2 separate regions of the Homo sapiens genome follow, and region 2 is linked to region 1. Evidence: read pairs that join two places in POLR2A ChIA-PET (ENCODE). Cell type or tissue: endothelial cell of umbilical vein. All regions are shown on one strand. Each heading gives the region's core, and the rest is flanking DNA. Links, peaks and the distances in the headings are about the cores only.

Region 1 (8,319 bases), core at 1,381-5,380:
TATGTGTGATGAGTCTGCTGCAAGGATGACCTCCTGAGCAGCATGCTAAAAACTGTCGAAAGCAGCAGCTGAACTCTTATGTGCTACCCTCCAATTTGTATGTTTTAGTATCACACTTTCTATTGGTCTAGAACTCTAATTGGTCATAGTAGTACATTTAATTTATACATCCATGTGATCGATGTGCCAGGCATTTTACATATCTTATCTCAATTTAATCTTCTATACATTCTTAAAAGTTGACCTCTGAGTCAATGAAGAGCAGAGGTCTCATAGAAGGCAATTGTGCAGCCATTATTGGAACCCACATTGGAATGATTTTCATAGCTCATTTAGTCCTGACAAGCCCTGCCTCATCTCCCCTCTACTGTAAAGCTGTCCATGCTTGGCTATTTTCCATCAGGTTTTTAGTTGAACATCTTTTGCAAGTTGAAATATTATTTAGAACATTTCCTTTGATTTTAAACATACCCAGTAAAATTTGACATCTTTAGAAAGTTGAATTTTTAAAAGCCTTCTTAATTTATAGCATCTTGATTTAAAATCAAACCTTGTGAAACAACTTAAAGAGCCCATCAGTTTTACTCAGTAACGTTTGCTGAAATAAGCATAAACAAAATGTTTTCCTCTGAAGTACATGAGGGTTAAAAGTTTGTGGTAAAAGAATTCTCAAATGGAACATTGCTTGGGACCATTTTGATTGTGTTGGTGATGCTACTGGTCTTATCTTGGATGAGAGCTGGTATAAAATTGTTTAACTTTTGCTTTGAACTCTTTTAAAACTCCAAGCATAGGTTTTAAAAGAGAAATAGCTAAAGAAAGACAACTCTAAGCAAATTTGATCTTCATCCACATTTGTACACGTCAGCATTGCTAAGATGATCACATGCGTCTTCAGGAATGATGTTTACAGCCTTTGATCTAGCGTGTAAATGAAAGGGTACATTTGCACACAGCCTCCTTAGGGTCCATGATATGAATGTGTGTTTTACCTACAGACTCAGCTACTCAGAGGTCTGGTTCAGGATACTCACCTCAAAACACAAGACACTAGAGCAATGGGAGGGAGGAGAATGGTAAGGATTGGTGGCACATTATACCCTTCAAAGGATACATTTCCATCAACTCTTCAGGAAAAATACCTGGAAACATATGAGCTTTTAGTGTATGATGATTCCTTAGGTATAGGAGTCTATGTGCACATCTTGTGTGCATGGGATCTCTTTGTTTTAGTTTTGCTCCTTTTATTTGTTTATTTTTAGCCAGCTTGTGCAAATGACAATAGCAGAGAAGTTATCATAGTCTAAGGAATCATATGCAGCTGGGTTTCATTCTCAGAACCTCTACTTACTATACTTACTACCTTTTTTCTTCTTTTTTAACTTGAGTACAGTTACCTTACCTCTCCAAAACTCACTTTCATCTATAAATGTAAATAAAAATAATCTGTCTACTCCACAGGCATGTTAAAAGACTACGTGACAACAGTGTCAATTGACTGGCACATGGTAAGTGCTCAATAAATCAATTCATGGTACTTATTATACTGAGGCCTTTCCATGCTGATAACAAGAAAAATGGCATTTTCAGTTAATTTTTTCTTAAATGTAATGAACTATAATAAAATGTAACTTAATGTGCTGAAATCTGCCCAATCTCTTCTGATACCCATGCATTACAGTACTGAAACACAATTGCCAAGCTACTACAACTGTTTTTGCAACACTGTATTTTATTTTAAAATGATAAACATGCTTGGCCAGCCAAAACACATAATTGTGAGTTACTGGATTTATTTTTTCAGTGTAGGATTTCAGTTTATTGGGAAACTAGAAGTTGTCACATTAAAAGTAAATTGTACACAAACAAATATGCAGTAATATAGTTCTGTGATTTCTTTTTTTTTTTTTGTGAGAGAGGAAGAGGAGAGGGTCTTGCTCTGTTGCACGTGCTGGAGTGCAGTGGCATGTTCACGGCTTACTATAACCTCCACCTTCTGGACTCAAGCCGTCCTCCCAGCCTCCTGAGTAGCCGGGACTACAGGCGTATGCCATCACGCCTGGCTAACTTTTGTAGTTTTTTGTAGGGACGGGGGGTTTCCCCATGTTGCCCAGGCTAACTCCAGGGCTCTAGTGATCCACCTGCATTGGCCTTCCAAAGTGCTGGGATTACCGGCATGAGCCACCACACTCGGCCGGTTTGTGGTATCTTGAACTCCTGAATTAAAGATTCATGAATATAAAGGATCCCAAATCTCTGCTTAGGGATTTTTTTTTTTTTTTTTTTTTTTTTTTTTTTGAGACGGAGTCTCGCTCTGTTGCCCAGGCTGGAGTGCAGTGGCGCTGTCTCAGCTCACTGCAAGCTCCGCCTCCCGGGTTCACACCATTCTCCTGTCTCAGCCTCCCAAGTAGCTGAGACTACAGGCACCCACGACCAAGCCCGGCTAATTTTTTGTATTTTTAGTAGAGACGGGGTTTCACTGTGTTAGCCAGGATGGTCTCGATCTCCTGACCTCATGATCCACCAGCCTCGGCCTTCGAAAGTGCTGGAATTACAGGTGTGAGCCACCGCGCCCGCCCAGGGATCTTTGTAACTGACATTAAAACGTAAATACTGATGTTCACATTAAGGAGCGTTTTGGCATATCATCATTACTAATGTATATTTTGCCCTTTGATTTGAAATCAATGAGTTGGAAAAGCATTTGTGTGTCTCACAGGGTATCTATAACAGCATGGATTAACATTTTGGGGTAAAACAAGTATGGAACAGTTTTTATGAGTTCTTTTTTCCTGTTAACTAATATTCACATCAGTGAAAACTTTGAATTCTCATCAATCTGTTTAAATTTTCTTATTATAATTAAGCACAACACATTTTCCCTTTTTTTAATTGACGTATAATAATTTTACAAGGTACATAGTGATGTTTTCATACATATCATGTATAGTGATCAGATCAGGGTAATTAGCATATTTATCATCTCAAACCTTTATTATTTCTTTGTGTTGAGAACATTTTCTTACAAACAGTTTTTCATGAGTTGGGTGGTTTTCTAGGAGAGACACTGAGTTTAGGCAGACCCGAGGAAAGTGAAATGAAAAGATCAGGGGTAGTATCTCTTGATGAGGCTGAAATACAAGCATAGTGAAAATTTAAACACAAGGCATTTTATTTCTTTCGATGATATTATAAAAAGAAAATCATGACTGAGTGATTCATAAATGAATAAACATTATTTTATTCACTTTTTTTTTTCTGTACAAAGTCCTGATTCCTGATTTTCCTATGACCTTATGTTCTTCAGCAGCACTTGTTTTTACAATTAAGAGCTAATTACTATCCTGGACCCCTGGAAACTTGTGAACTTTCCAAAGGTCATTATAACTTAGTATCGGCTAAATGCAGCTCGAGAAGGCCCAAATGAAACAAAACTTAGAAACTGTGTTCTTAATCTTGTTTATCATTAATCTGGAGACAAATGGACTTTATCTAGTTTATACGAAAACTCAGGCACTGGAGTCTGTGCACACACACACGCATGCACGTTCATGGTCAAATGTTTTGCCGAATCAGCTGAATGAAATGATTCATGGGAGGCAAACTTCTCTGTCAGCTACACATCAGATAATTGATGCTATTTATAATAGAAATGAAATAGGAGGCTAAAAACTAACAAAGAAAAGAATTCCTTGGAATTGCCGTTGTTTTCTTTGGAAGAAGGGAAGGAACCAGTGACTCAGTTTGGCAATACATTGATCTCATTAGAACAATGCCAGAGCATGGAGTAAAGCTGAATATATTGCAAATAAGTGTAACATTGAGACATATTTCACAACGGACTGTTTCCTAGCAATCAGATTCAGTATAGGGAAAGGGCTGTGACAAATTCAAACAGGGGAGAAAAGAGACCAAACACAGAATGAATCTCTTCTTCTTCTTCTTTTTTTTTTTTTTCTTTTGAGACAGAGTCTTGCTCTGTCGCCCAGGCTGGAGTGCAGTGGCGTGATCTCGGCTCACTGCAAGCTCCGCCTCTCAGGTTCACGCCATTCTCCTGCCTCAGCCTCCCAAGTAGCTGGGACTACAGGCGCCCGCCACCAGGCCCGGCTAATTTTTTTGTATTTTTAGTAGAGATGGGGAGAATGAATCTCTTCTAATCCCTTTTAACCAAACCCAAGAATCATGCCAATATTAAGAAAATGACAGAATGCTTTCCAGGTTATTAGAAATGTACTGTGAAGATGACATTTTTGTATGACTATGCAATGCAGATTATACAATATTTACTACACAATGTAGCCATAAGACTAAAAGAAAAGTTAACTATGATAATAGGTTTTATACATTAAGCACCTTTTATTGTTTTAAATATCTTATGTAATCTAAGTAAATTAATCCTCACAACAGACTTGAGAGTTTGCAGTATTACTTCTTTTGCAATTGTTGTGTAGGAGGTTTGGAGATGATAAGGATAAAAGGAAAATAATGTAATCTTTAATTCACAACACACCTGAAATGCAAGGGATGTGGTATTCCTTACAAATACCCAGATGACCATAATGAAGACACATGTATCTGAAATAACTTTGGTAGAGGAAAAAGTTGTTTCTTTGTAGATGAAAAATATTTTATAGAGACTTAAATTTTCATCCTGGGTTCATTCATTTCCAAACCTGCTTTTCCATAAAGTCTGTGAAATAGGAGACGTAGGAAGCCTCACGTCTACCGTTCAGTGTGCCTTTTGACCCCTAGTTCTCAATCCAGTGCTGGATGGGTGGGGTGTTCTGAATCAGAACCACCTACAGGAGCTTTTTCAAACCACACAGTCCCCCCATTGGCAGGAGAGATTCCATGCTCTGAGAGGAAGACAGAACCAGCTGAGTTATTGTATCAAAGGGGCTTCAGAGGAATATGAGTGTGCACAGCAAGGACAGTGCTATTCACCTCTTGTTCTTCATAAATAGAAAGCCTGATAGGACAGAGTGCTGATTCACTTCTAAGTGCCCCTTCTGACATCAGAAGGTGGGCTTTGTTTGGGCCCAGGACGAGTCTCTCAACACTAAAGTATTTCCTTAGTGATCTCATCACTCAGGGCCACCAGAAGACCCCATTAGAAAAGCTGAGTGGCACATTCTCACTGAAAAAGCCACAGGGAACTGCAGGTGGGGGACTCAGAAACATTCAGGGAGAGATGACAGACAACCTGAGACTATATAGAAGGGCTAGAATTCTAATTTGATACATACATCACCTGGAATTAAGTGTCCTGTTAATAGAAGACATTTGGAAGTTTCAGAGTGAGAGAGAGAAAGAAAGAGAAAGAGAAAGAGACATAGAGCAAGCAACTGTATGTAGATGGCAATTATAATCTTGATTTCAAAGACATCTTCCTTGTTTTATGACTGTTCCTTATTCACAGCTTCCTGTTTCTGTTATGAGTGAAATATGTATACTTGAATTTTGAAGATCTCGATTTGAGTGATCTTAAATTCCTTTCCTATTCTTCAATTAACTCTTTTTTTTTCTGTGTATTGGGTATCTGCATGTGTGTATGTATATGTTTGTACAGAGATATTATTTCATTAGTCAGAAAACCTGATCTAATTAAAAAACTAAATTGCCTCTTTATAAATGCAAGGACCAGTGATGCTGATGGTGCCCCTTTCACAACTGGCTTCTAGTTTCTCACATGATCTTTGTCTCTGGTGTTAGCTGGCTATGCAAGGTCTCTTCAGCTCACTGTTTCTTGGTGGGCTCTTCTATATAATGTGCCTGGTGAAACCTCTTCTGGATGTAAATAACTAGGATGTCTCTGAAACATGTGACACTTCCCCACTATTAACAAGGTAACAGTCTGATATTAACATTTATTTCTTAGTGTTTGTGGTATTACTTTTATCCTGTCCTGTTAAATCTGGGCATCATTTATATACATTAATAGTTACTGTGGGATAGGATGACCACACAGTTCATGATCCCTTTTATCATTTACTGAGCTTACATTTCATGAAAGATATTTAAGAACACATTCTATTTAATTTAGTGATCTTTAAAGTCATATTGTGTCCGGAATTGGTGGGTTCTTGGTCTCACTGACTTCAAGAATGAAGCCGGGGACCCTCGCGGTGAGTGTTACAGCTCTTAAGGTGGCACGTCGGGAGTTTGTTCCTTCTGATGTTCGGATGTGTTTGGAATTTCTTCCTTCTGGTGGGTTCGTAGTCTCGCTGGCTCAGGAGTGAAGCTGCAGATCTTCATGGTGAGTGTTACAGCTCATAAAAGCAGGGTGGACCCAAAGAGTGAGCAGTAGCAGGATTTATTGCAAAGAGCGAAACAACAAAGCTTCCACAGTGTGGAAGGGGACCCGAGCGAGTTGCCACTGCTAGCTCGGGCAGCCTGCTTTTATTCTCTTATCTGGCCCCACCCACATCCTGCTGATTGGTAACGCCGAGTGGTCTGTTTTGACAGGGTGCTGATTGGTGCGTTTACAATCCCTGAGCTAGACATAAAGGTTCTCCACGTCCCCACTAGATTAGTTAGATACAGAGTGTCCACACAAAGATTCTCCAAGGCCCCACCAGAGCAGCTAGATACAGAGTGTCGATTGGTGCATTCACAAACCCTGAGCTAGACACAGGGTGCTGATTGGTGTGTTTACAAACCTTGAGCTAGATACAGAGTGCTGATTGGTGTATCCACAATCCCTGAGCTAGACATAAAGGTTCTCCAAGGCCCCACCAGAGTAGCTAGACACAGAGTGCCGACTGGTGCATTCACAAACCCTGAGACACAGGGTGCTGATTGGTTTGTTTACAAACCTTGAGCTAGACATAGGGTGCTGATTGGTGTATTTACAATCCCTGAGCTAGTAGACATAAAGGTTCTCCACGGCCCCACCAGACTCAGGAGCCCAGCTGTCTTCACCCAGTGGATCCCGCAATGGGCTGCAGGTGGAGCTGCCTGCCAGTCCCGCGCCATGCGCTCTCACTCTTCAGCCCTTGGGTGGTGGATGGGACTGGGCGCGTGGAGCACGGGGCGGCGCTCATTGGAGAGGCTCCGGCCGCACAGGAGCCCACGGAGTCGGGGGAGTCTCAGGCATGGTGGGCTGCAGGTCCCGAGACCTGCCCCGTGGGAAGGCAGCTAAGGCCCGGCGAGAACTTGAGCACAGCAGCTGCTGGCCCAGGTGCTAAGCCCGTCACTGCCCGGGCCCGTAGGGCCGGCCGGCTGCTCCGAGCGCGGGGTCCGCCCAGCCCACGCCCACCCGGAACTCACGCTGGCCCGCAAGCACCGCGCGCAGCCCCGGTTCCCGCCTGCGCCTCTCCCTCCACACCTCCCCGCAAGCTGAGGGAGCCGGCTCCGGCCTTTGCCAGCCCAGAAAGGGGCTCCCAGAGTGCAGCGGCGGGCTGAAGGGCTCCTCAAGTGCCGCCAAAGTGGGAGCCCAGGCAGAGGAGGCGCGGAGAGCCAGCGAGAGCTGTGAGGACTGCCAGCACGCTGTCACCTCTCAATATAAGGTAACTGTTCAAGCCCAATTTTTTAAAAAAGTGAACTAAGATTTGGATATATTGAGGAACTTTCCTAAGACAGCAGAGCTAGTAAGTGACAGAACGTTGACTCAAATTGTGATCACATGAACCAAAAAATTCATTCTGCTCAGCCTTAGAAAATGCAGGTCATGAATTTTATTATTCATCCAACAAGTATATGTGGAGCACAATGCCACGCAATAGCCATTGTTCTAGGCACTAAATTACAGCAACAAATAGGAAGAAGCAGCAATGAGGATTCTACTCCCTACCTGAATTGCCTGATCAAAACTCTCTACCACTTTGCCTCTGCTATCCCTGGGATGTTGCTAAGCAGTGTTCAGCTTCTACTCAAAATCCATTATTAAGGATAAACAGTCGTCTTTGATTTAAATTCAGTAGCTGTGATTTCCTATCAGCCCCTTCAGAGGAGGATACTATCATTCCCACAGGGTCCCTAGAATTTCCCATTTTTACATGCCATGTTATTGCAACTTTCAGTTCTGCACAACCAGAAAAGCTATGAATGGTTCATTTTCTCCATTCTTTTCACTCTTTCCACCTCTGCCTCTCAACAGGGACAGCTGTTTCCTATTACAAAACAGTCTGACAAGGTGCTGGTCTGGAGCAGAGTCTCTTTGGCAGGTAATTTTGATGAGGCCCAGAGGTAAGGGGGTGGGTGTCTCTGATGGGTTTCCGGTCCTGTTATCAGCCACGTCCAGCAACCCCAGACATGGCTGCTGTCTGTACATAGGGCTGTTTCTGGCTTGGAGCCCATGCCTGCTGAGAGCCTCAGTCA
Region 2 (8,319 bases), core at 2,205-6,204, 460 kb before region 1:
GCCATCGGTTTTTACGTAAACCCCCCATTGATTGGGATGGGAGTTTCACAAGTAGAACAATGGCCGGATACGTGGGAGGGAAAGGAGGAATATGGGATGTTTGATCTGTACTTGTGCATTTGTAGGGGATGGTGTCTACATGGGCAAAGAGATATGAATAAGTCACTAACTGGTGAATTTAACCACATGCAAGCAAGTCTTTGAAATCACTAAGGCCAGAAAAAAGCAACCCAACAGATTTAAGTTACATTTATTATCTGTTATATTCATGCATCGACTTGAATGAGAATAATAACTAAGATAATAACAACTAGCAGTTGCACAGCACTTTACAATTACAAAGTGCTTTTACTTCCATACTACTTTTGATTCTTATTATTAGTAAGGTTGGTAGAAAAATTAACGTTATGCATTATTACTACCAGTACTACTATTATTTTACAGGTAGGAAAGGAGATTGGAGAAGTTATTATCTGACCGAAGACCACACAATTAATAAGTGGGTCTGAACCTAGATTTCCAAACTTCAGACTGCATGTGGCTTTCACAAAATCATTCTGCCACTGTCACAGTAATCTGGCAAAATACTCCAGAGGTTTACTGCCAGCCTTCCTAAGGTTTTGTCTCACCTTTTTTAGGCAAGAAGCACCTTACAGCACACAGCATTGACACATTATATTTACATTGTGTGGGCATGAAGTCACATTTGGTAACTTTGGCTAACTGAATATTGGCTGACTGAACTTTGCCTGACAAATAAAAAGACGGGGCGGGTGCTCTTTCTTTAGTAAAAAGTCCAAATAAGGCTCGGAATCTGAAATGCCGCATGATTTACAGCAATCTTGTTACATTGGCAACAAGAAAGCCATCCAATGAGCCACCCAGTAGTTAGTCAAAGTGTAGTAATTAATTCACGCTTTTCTTGAAGAAACTCAAAGCAACTCACTACTCCAGTTTTTTACCAAATCCATGGAAGAAGAGGATCATCAAGAAGCCTTAATCCTTTTGGGTAAATGGACCCACTGAGAAGGGGAGAGTAACTTGTCCAATGTCACGAAGCCAGCCTAAGGCAAAACCAGGTACAGAACTCAGACTACCCAAGCCGGTGCCCACATTAGCACTTTAGAGGGACCGATATATAAAACTCTCTCAGGGGAGCTAGGCACAGGTGCACCTAGACAGCTTCACCAGCAAAGTTTTTAAAGGAGGTGGAGAACGAGGCTTGCTCTAATAGCAGACAACCAACTCCTTCCAATCAGAAGGGAGTTAAAAGTAGTGTTAGCATATGGAAAATGCCAATCCACCTGTTCCATCTTGGATGAGACTGACCACTCAACTGACTGCTTGTCGATGGTAACTGACCACAGTAAGAAGGATTCTTGTGTCTCATGTAACGCTCCTCTCCCTTTTTGGTAGCTCTGAGCTGAAAGCTTCCTCCCCCATGCACGGCAATGGGGAAACCAAGGCACCCACCTTCAGGGATACCCCTGTTTTCCCAGGAGTTTCCCTTCACTGAGGCTGTGTCTCTCCTTCCCTTGTAAGTGTGCTTGTACTGTGCACACTAACAAAACATTCTTTCCTGTTTCCAATTATTTTCAACAGTTAAGCATGCAAATGTCTGAACAACATTTATTAAGCTTCTATGGACATTTAGGAGAGAAAAAAAGATGAACCAACAAGAATCTGAATCATCAAAGAGCTCTTACAAAACCAGTGTTTTGAGCCTTTAATTGGAAGTGAATCAGAAACAGGCATGTGAAATTTCCCATGAAATACACACAGGGTTTTAAATTTTTTAAAAGGGTGCTCTGGGCAGAGAAGAGTCTGGGTCATACCCTGTCCAAACTGATAGGAAGAAATAAATAATTCTGATGAGCTCTAAACCCAGTCCTACTGCCCTGTCATGGCTTGTCTACAAAACTCAGGGGGCAAACTCCAAGAAGGCAGGGAGGGGGAGCCATGGTAATTCCTTTACCACACTTCAGACTCAGTATGTTTATAGAGACCCACAGTCTCCAAAAGGAATGGCTTAGAAGCCCAGAGCAGCACAGCCACAGGGCTGGATGCCTTCCCCAAGGCACCCTGGGAAGTCTCCACATGCTGGTTTCCTGAAATGACGTTTCTAGAAAAGTCACCTGCTCTTTCTCCCTCTCCTTTCTAGAAAAGTGCAAAAAGTACAGGTGCCCTTCAAGTCCCTCACCTCTAGGGAAGTCCTATGTTGCACCAAAGACCGTATTTGAGAAAGAGGACTTGTGCCCTTCGACCAATGTGTTCTTATTATGGAGAAGTCGAAGGGCAGGTTAGCATGGTTCTCTACAGGCAGTGTTATCAGGGCGGGGGAAGTTGCTTAAGATAATGTATGAATCTTTTCTTCAGGATTCCTGACTGTTCATGAACTTGGGTACAGGGCTATTGACAGAGTATCGTGCTGGGAAAAGAAAGATCCTAAGCTCATAGTGTGGGGCAGTCATTTTAACCCCTTGCCTTTGCTATCGCCCAAGCAGGTTATACAAAGCAGAGCACACCAACCGTGCCCATAACCCCCTCACAGTCTCCTCATGCCACATAGTTTCTGAGTTATTTTCTTCTTTGTGAATATTCTTTAAATCCATTTTCAACTAGACATGATAACAATGAGAACTGGGTTAGGAAAAATCATTATGAATTAACCATGTTGAATTAGCCCTAAGAAATGCCTCTTGCCAGAAGAGCTACATTTGTTTTGTTGTTTACCCTCTTCCAAATCAGCAATCCTTTTAAAGAGAAAAATCTACTTTAGTAAAATTTGGGTGGCTACATGATTACTCACTTACCCATGTGGTTCCTATGGAAAGTGCCCTCTTCAATCACCCAGAAATATTATGACAATGGTCAGAAAATAGGACCAATGAACAAAGAAGCAGGAGTCCCTGTGGGTTAAATGAGCCTTGATATCTTTGCTCCAGAAAACACCCTCATTGTAGAGCGTGGTGTTTGGGGGCATGAATACTTGAGTTCTGCTTCCAGGGGCTCTTGCCTGGTTCCCATCTTTTGACACACTACATCTTGAAGCCTCAGTTGTCTCTCCGTCAATGGCCTCTTTCTTTTTGAGACTACTGGGGAGGGGGCTATCCTAAGTTGGCAATGTGTGATAGGTACTTTGGGAGATATGACAGAGAAACAAGCAACTTTCTTAACAGTGCTCCCTTGTTACCCTGGGTCATGCCTAAAGGTCTTTCAGTAGTAATGTGTAGAGTGAATAGTGAGGCCACGTTGTATGGAGTGATGTGGGAGACACTCCAGGCAAAAGAGAAAAGCAGCGATCTCAACTCAATTTCTGGAATTTCTTCTTCAACTGACTTTGATGATCCTTTGGATACACCTTGAAGCTTCTTCTCCTATACGCATGTTTCTAGAGTCAGAACTGCAAAAACAGATAGGTTGAAATCTCTAGACAAGAGGGTTTCCTTGCACACCTGTTGTGTTGAGCTCAGGTAACAAAAGGTTAAACCCTATGTAGAGAGGTGTTCCACGTCCCTCTTGAAGGTGTATGCGTGTATGAGGTGGGGGTGCTTGTGCACTGAAAATGGCTTAATTTTCCTACTTTGAATAAAATCAAACTACAACTAGGATGAATTCAAGTAGCTCATCGACCCCTGGTAATTGCACATAGGGTTCATCGGGACATTACACAGAATGCTGTGGGGAAAAAAAAAGCAAAGGCAGGCGCTTGGCCCTACGCATTGAGAATGAAAAATTTAAAATAATAGGTTCTTCAGGGCTAAATTGTGTTTGCTCCCAAGGATCCTTGGAGCTATGGTTTTCTTTGTTCTGCCAAAGGAAAAAGGAAATATATCAGGAAGCTGGGCCAGTCCACAGGAAGTCTCACTTGGTCTGATAAAAGGAACTGGTGTGAGGCAGCTTTGGATGCAGTTATAAGTCAATCAGCCTTGAAATAACAAGAAAGGCTATTCAAGAGAAACTGGAGCCTGAAGTCAGCCCTACTCAATGATTTCCTTTTAACCTCGCAAAACATTCCCTTCTTTGTGTTTTATATAACCTCCTGAATCTGTTATGTTTTTTAAAAAAAATTGTGTATAGTTTTGTGTGTATATGAGTGGAATAGAATGAAGAAGAGAGCAAGATTTCGAGGAGGAAAGGAAGAAAGAACGAAGGTACAAGGGTAGAGGAGGAAGCCTTGGCAGGTCAAAGAATATGCCGTTCTCTATTGAGCTATAAAACATTTAAAAATCAACTCATTGGATCATTATGTAAAAAGAGAACCTGTCAGTTTCACACCAGTGCACCTGCTAACAAAGCCAGGCAGGCTTTCTTACCTGGGAAATAGGCCTTCTTGAATAAAGAGTTGTGAAGAATTGAGCAGTTTCATGAATCTGACCGGTGCAGACTGTGGATAGTGGTCACTTAGACAAAGAGATAAAACAAATAGTAACAAAACCTACATGGTCCCCATAGATGGGCTCGTAGCCTAAACTATATGGAGATGTATGTATCAATCTGGTGATGTATCACAGTGGCTAAGCTTTATGGAATTTGGAAGTAAGCAGGATTAGGTTCCAATAATTGCTTTTCTATTTTCTACCTGTATGACCATGAGTAACTTACCCAATCTCTTCAAAATGGAAATATTACATACATCACAGGGTTGTTACAGGGATCAAGTGCATGTCTTAAAGGTTTGAATAGATATTGTCACCTTGAGCTGGATAGATAACTTATTCTCTTTATAACTATGATTGTTCTTCCTCATTTTTATTCCCCCTCTGATGAAAGATGAGCATCTCTTTCTCTTAGGTGAGTACTAGGGAAAGAAAGGCCTTAGCTTGGGGTCATGAGGACCCATGCAAAATGGTGGGTGATACAGTTTCAAACTGAATTGGGGCCTTCTGGGGTTGACTGTGTTTGCCCATAGAACACCACTTCCTGTTTTAACAAGAAGAAACAAAGCCTTCCAGAAAACCCATTAAGAGACTCAAAATTCTCCTTGGACATCAAATTATTGTTTTTAGAAGAGTTAAGTGTAAATGAATCAAAACCAGACAAATTCAATTTCCTTTCAATTAAACAGGATTTTTTTAAAGGCCACGGGAAAGACGCTTGGAGCCAAAGAGTGTTTTGGGTTTTAAATGAGACCAAATTTCGGAAAAGAATCTAAGACCCCAGAGTGGCGTCAGGCCCTATTCTTAGTTTGCATTAACGGAAAGGGATTAGCACAGTTCTAGTGTCACTTGGCAATAAAAACAACCAGCTCGGAGAAACTCACCAAGCACCTGCTGAGAGCCCCTGCCTTCACCTGGCCTTGAGGGTCACTCCACAGTACAAAATGTAGCCCTGAGATTATGGGAGAAGAGCCACACAGGATCAGATAGAACATCTACGTGAGGTTCTATCATCCACACCCCCAAATAAGAAATGTTTTAAAGCCTGTCTAGGATCAGAGTCAAATGAACATGAGAGCTGAAAGCAAATTTTGAAATCATACCTTCATTTTATATATGAGAAGACCTTTAACATGAATGATGAGGAAGTGAAGTGACTTGCCTAACATCCCATAGCTAGTTTGGGATAGAGCTGGGGCTGGAACTCAGGTCTCCGGATCCTAGGCCAGCCAATTTCTCCCTGCATTTACCTCAATTTCGAATCTTAAAGTCACCGGGACCAGCACATTCAGGATAAAATCTTGGTGCCCATTCACCTTTTTACAAGTCTGTTTCTGTGTCTCTCTTAACGTTTGTTTTTTTTTTTTTTTTTTTTTGAGACGGAGTCTCGCTCTGTCACCCAGGCTGGAGTGTAGTGTTGCAACCTCGGCTCACCACAACTTCTGCCTCCTGGGTTCAAGCGATTCTCCTGCCTCAGCCTCCCCAGTAGCTGGGACTACAGGCATGCACCACCACACCCAGCTAATTTTTGTATTTTTAGTAGAGGTAGAGTTTCACCATGTTGGCCAGGATGGTCTCAATCTCTTGACCTCATTATCTGCTAGCCTCGGCCTCCCAAAGTGCTAGGATTACAGGAGTGAGCCACCGTGCCCGGCCCAATATTTTGGAACTTTTTGCTTTTTTCCATGTAATAATATACATTGGAGAATTTTCTAAATCAGTGTATACGACAATTGATTTTATCCCATTTTGTAGTTGCATGGCATTTTCTTACATGAATCTTTCCTCCTTTGTTTATCTAGTCCCCTACTGGTGGACATTTAGATTATTTCCAACTTTTGCTGTAACAAACAATGCTACAATAAACACATTGTACATATATCTGAGTGAACATAGCTGTAGAATTGGCATTATCAAATTTGTGTAAATAGTTAACTTCTCAAATAGATGTTGCTCTGTGGAAAGATTATACCAAGTCATACTCCTACCAAGAGGATAAGACAGTGACATTTCCTTTACTCTTTCCAACATGAGACATTAAGCTGTTTTAGTCTCTGCTGTCCTCCTAGGTCATAAACATTGGAATTTTATTATTTTTATTTGAATGTCTTTATGCATGTGCTTGAAATTCTTTTCATTTATTTATTGCCCATTTGTATTTTCTTTCTAGTGTTGTCTATTCATAGCATTTTTGCCTATTTTCTGTTAAGTGGTGTGTCTTTTCTTATTGATTTGTAAGTAGTCTTTGTATGATAGGACATTTATGCTTTATGTATGATAAATATTCTTTCTCCGTTTCTCATTTAGTTTTCACCTTACCTATGGTATTTTTCTCCATGTTTTTTTTTTTTTTCTTTGAGACAGAATCTCGCCCTGTTGCCCAGGCTGGAGTGCAGAGGCACGATCTTGGCTCACTGCAACCTCCACCTCCTATGTTCAAGCAATTCTTCTGCCTCAGCCTCCCAAGTAGCTGGGACTACAAGCATGCGCCAGCATGACCAGCTAATTTTTGTACTTTTAGTAAAGACAGGGTTTCACCATATTGGCCAGGCTGGTCTTGAACTCCTGACCTCAGGTGATCCACCCGCCTTGGCCTCCCAAAATGCTGGGATTACAGGTGTGAGCCACCGTGCCTGGCCCCATGTTAATATATAAATAGAGGAACTAAAGCTGAGAAAGGGAGAATCAGAAGAAGAAATATCCTTGGCTGAAGACCTAGCCTTCCAAAAATATCCTTACAGTAAATTATATCACCAAGGGTGAAGGGGCAATGGAGAATATAAACTGGTTGTTACCTTTAAGAAAATGTGTCTAACCATCCTTATGATTATAAGCCACAAATAAAGATTTCTCCAATGAGTATTGCTTCTTTTGGAATTTCCAATACTCAGAGCTAAAAATCAGAAAGAAGAGAAATGTCTACTCTCTCAAAGCCTGGAAGAAATAGCATAGAAACCTTATTCTTGTTCATTTACATGAATGCTCTATTGAGATTGGTGCCTGGTAATATTATTCAACATTTGGGTGAATGAATACATGAATGAGTATTGAATACATGAATGAGTATGAATTCAGTCATAAATGTCTAAAGACAAAATGACTCTGTAGACATGAGAATTTCAATTGAAACATACGCTTTTCCATAGACTGTAACAGCAGTAACTTAAAACAACTCATGAGCAGAGTAATTTTCTAATATTAACCTGTTTGTTTTCACACTTTTGCTACATGAATGGTACTGCAGAATTGCTCACTCTCCGATTCCTTTCCCATAACATCAATGAATACCCATATATTCAGACCTAACAATTCTGCTACTGGAGTGTTAGATTCCAGTAGACATGTGAAACCCACACAATGTCTAGAAATTCGAGGTTAAAGCTCCCATGGCACCTGTAATTCCAGCCTCTTGCATGTGTGCACTGAGATGTGACATAAGATCTTTCATTGCCTTGGACACATAGCACTGGCTGGGTAAATGGGGCTTGCTCTTGGGAAAGCATTTCAGTGTTCAAGTCTGCCTTCCCTTTGAGGTGATTTGAAAAATTCTCATACTCTGAGATTTTGATCTTAAACTAAATGGCAGACACATTGTTTCCCAAAGATGGCAAATCTCTTAAATACATTAGTGTTTGCTTCATTTTTGTAGGGATGAGCAATTTTGAAGGTACTGTAAAGTTGATCTGAATTATCTGAAAATGCGTCTGAACACTCCATCTCTGATCCTACTTGGAATGACGGTGATGAGTCTCTGCGTTTTTGGTTTGCTGGGGTGAAGTGTCAGTATTCCTAACTGAGACCAGCGGCCCAGCCAACTCATGGAAGAATGTCAGACTTGTCTGAAGGCCCACAGAAATTTGATTTGAGTTTTAGAGAGACTTTTTTTTTTCTTTTTTCTCCTCTCAAGCACTATCTGCTGACTCATTCTCAAAAGGAACTA

Evidence for each region. Peaks named below come from ENCODE experiments on the same cell type or tissue, not always from the same donor. Only the 100,000 strongest peaks of a DNase experiment are listed, where the experiment ranks them.
Region 2: POLR2A ChIA-PET joins it to region 1 with 5 read pairs; 2 of 35 experiments call an interaction of 5 or more read pairs at or near these places.

Annotation. Positions count from the first base shown.
Region 1 is chr11:128,236,090-128,244,408 of GRCh38, reverse strand. LINC02098 (long intergenic non-protein coding RNA 2098) reads right to left here. Exons shown (of 4, transcript NR_146647.1): 4 at 2,968-3,131. Among named protein-coding and RNA genes, the nearest start is that of LINC02098, 31 kb to the right of the region's middle. RefSeq lists an enhancer at 8,181-8,319. In endothelial cell of umbilical vein, for the core only: no CTCF peak of the experiment used is centred there; a DNase peak (open chromatin) is centred at 3,688; H3K27ac peaks cover 2,474 bases.
Region 2 is chr11:128,701,279-128,709,597 of GRCh38, reverse strand. All of the region lies in intron 1 of FLI1 (Fli-1 proto-oncogene, ETS transcription factor), which reads right to left. Among named protein-coding and RNA genes, the nearest start is that of SENCR, 9.4 kb to the right of the region's middle. RefSeq lists a silencer at 4,791-4,880 and an enhancer at 7,955-8,319. In endothelial cell of umbilical vein, for the core only: no CTCF peak of the experiment used is centred there; a DNase peak (open chromatin) is centred at 3,887; H3K27ac peaks cover 3,904 bases.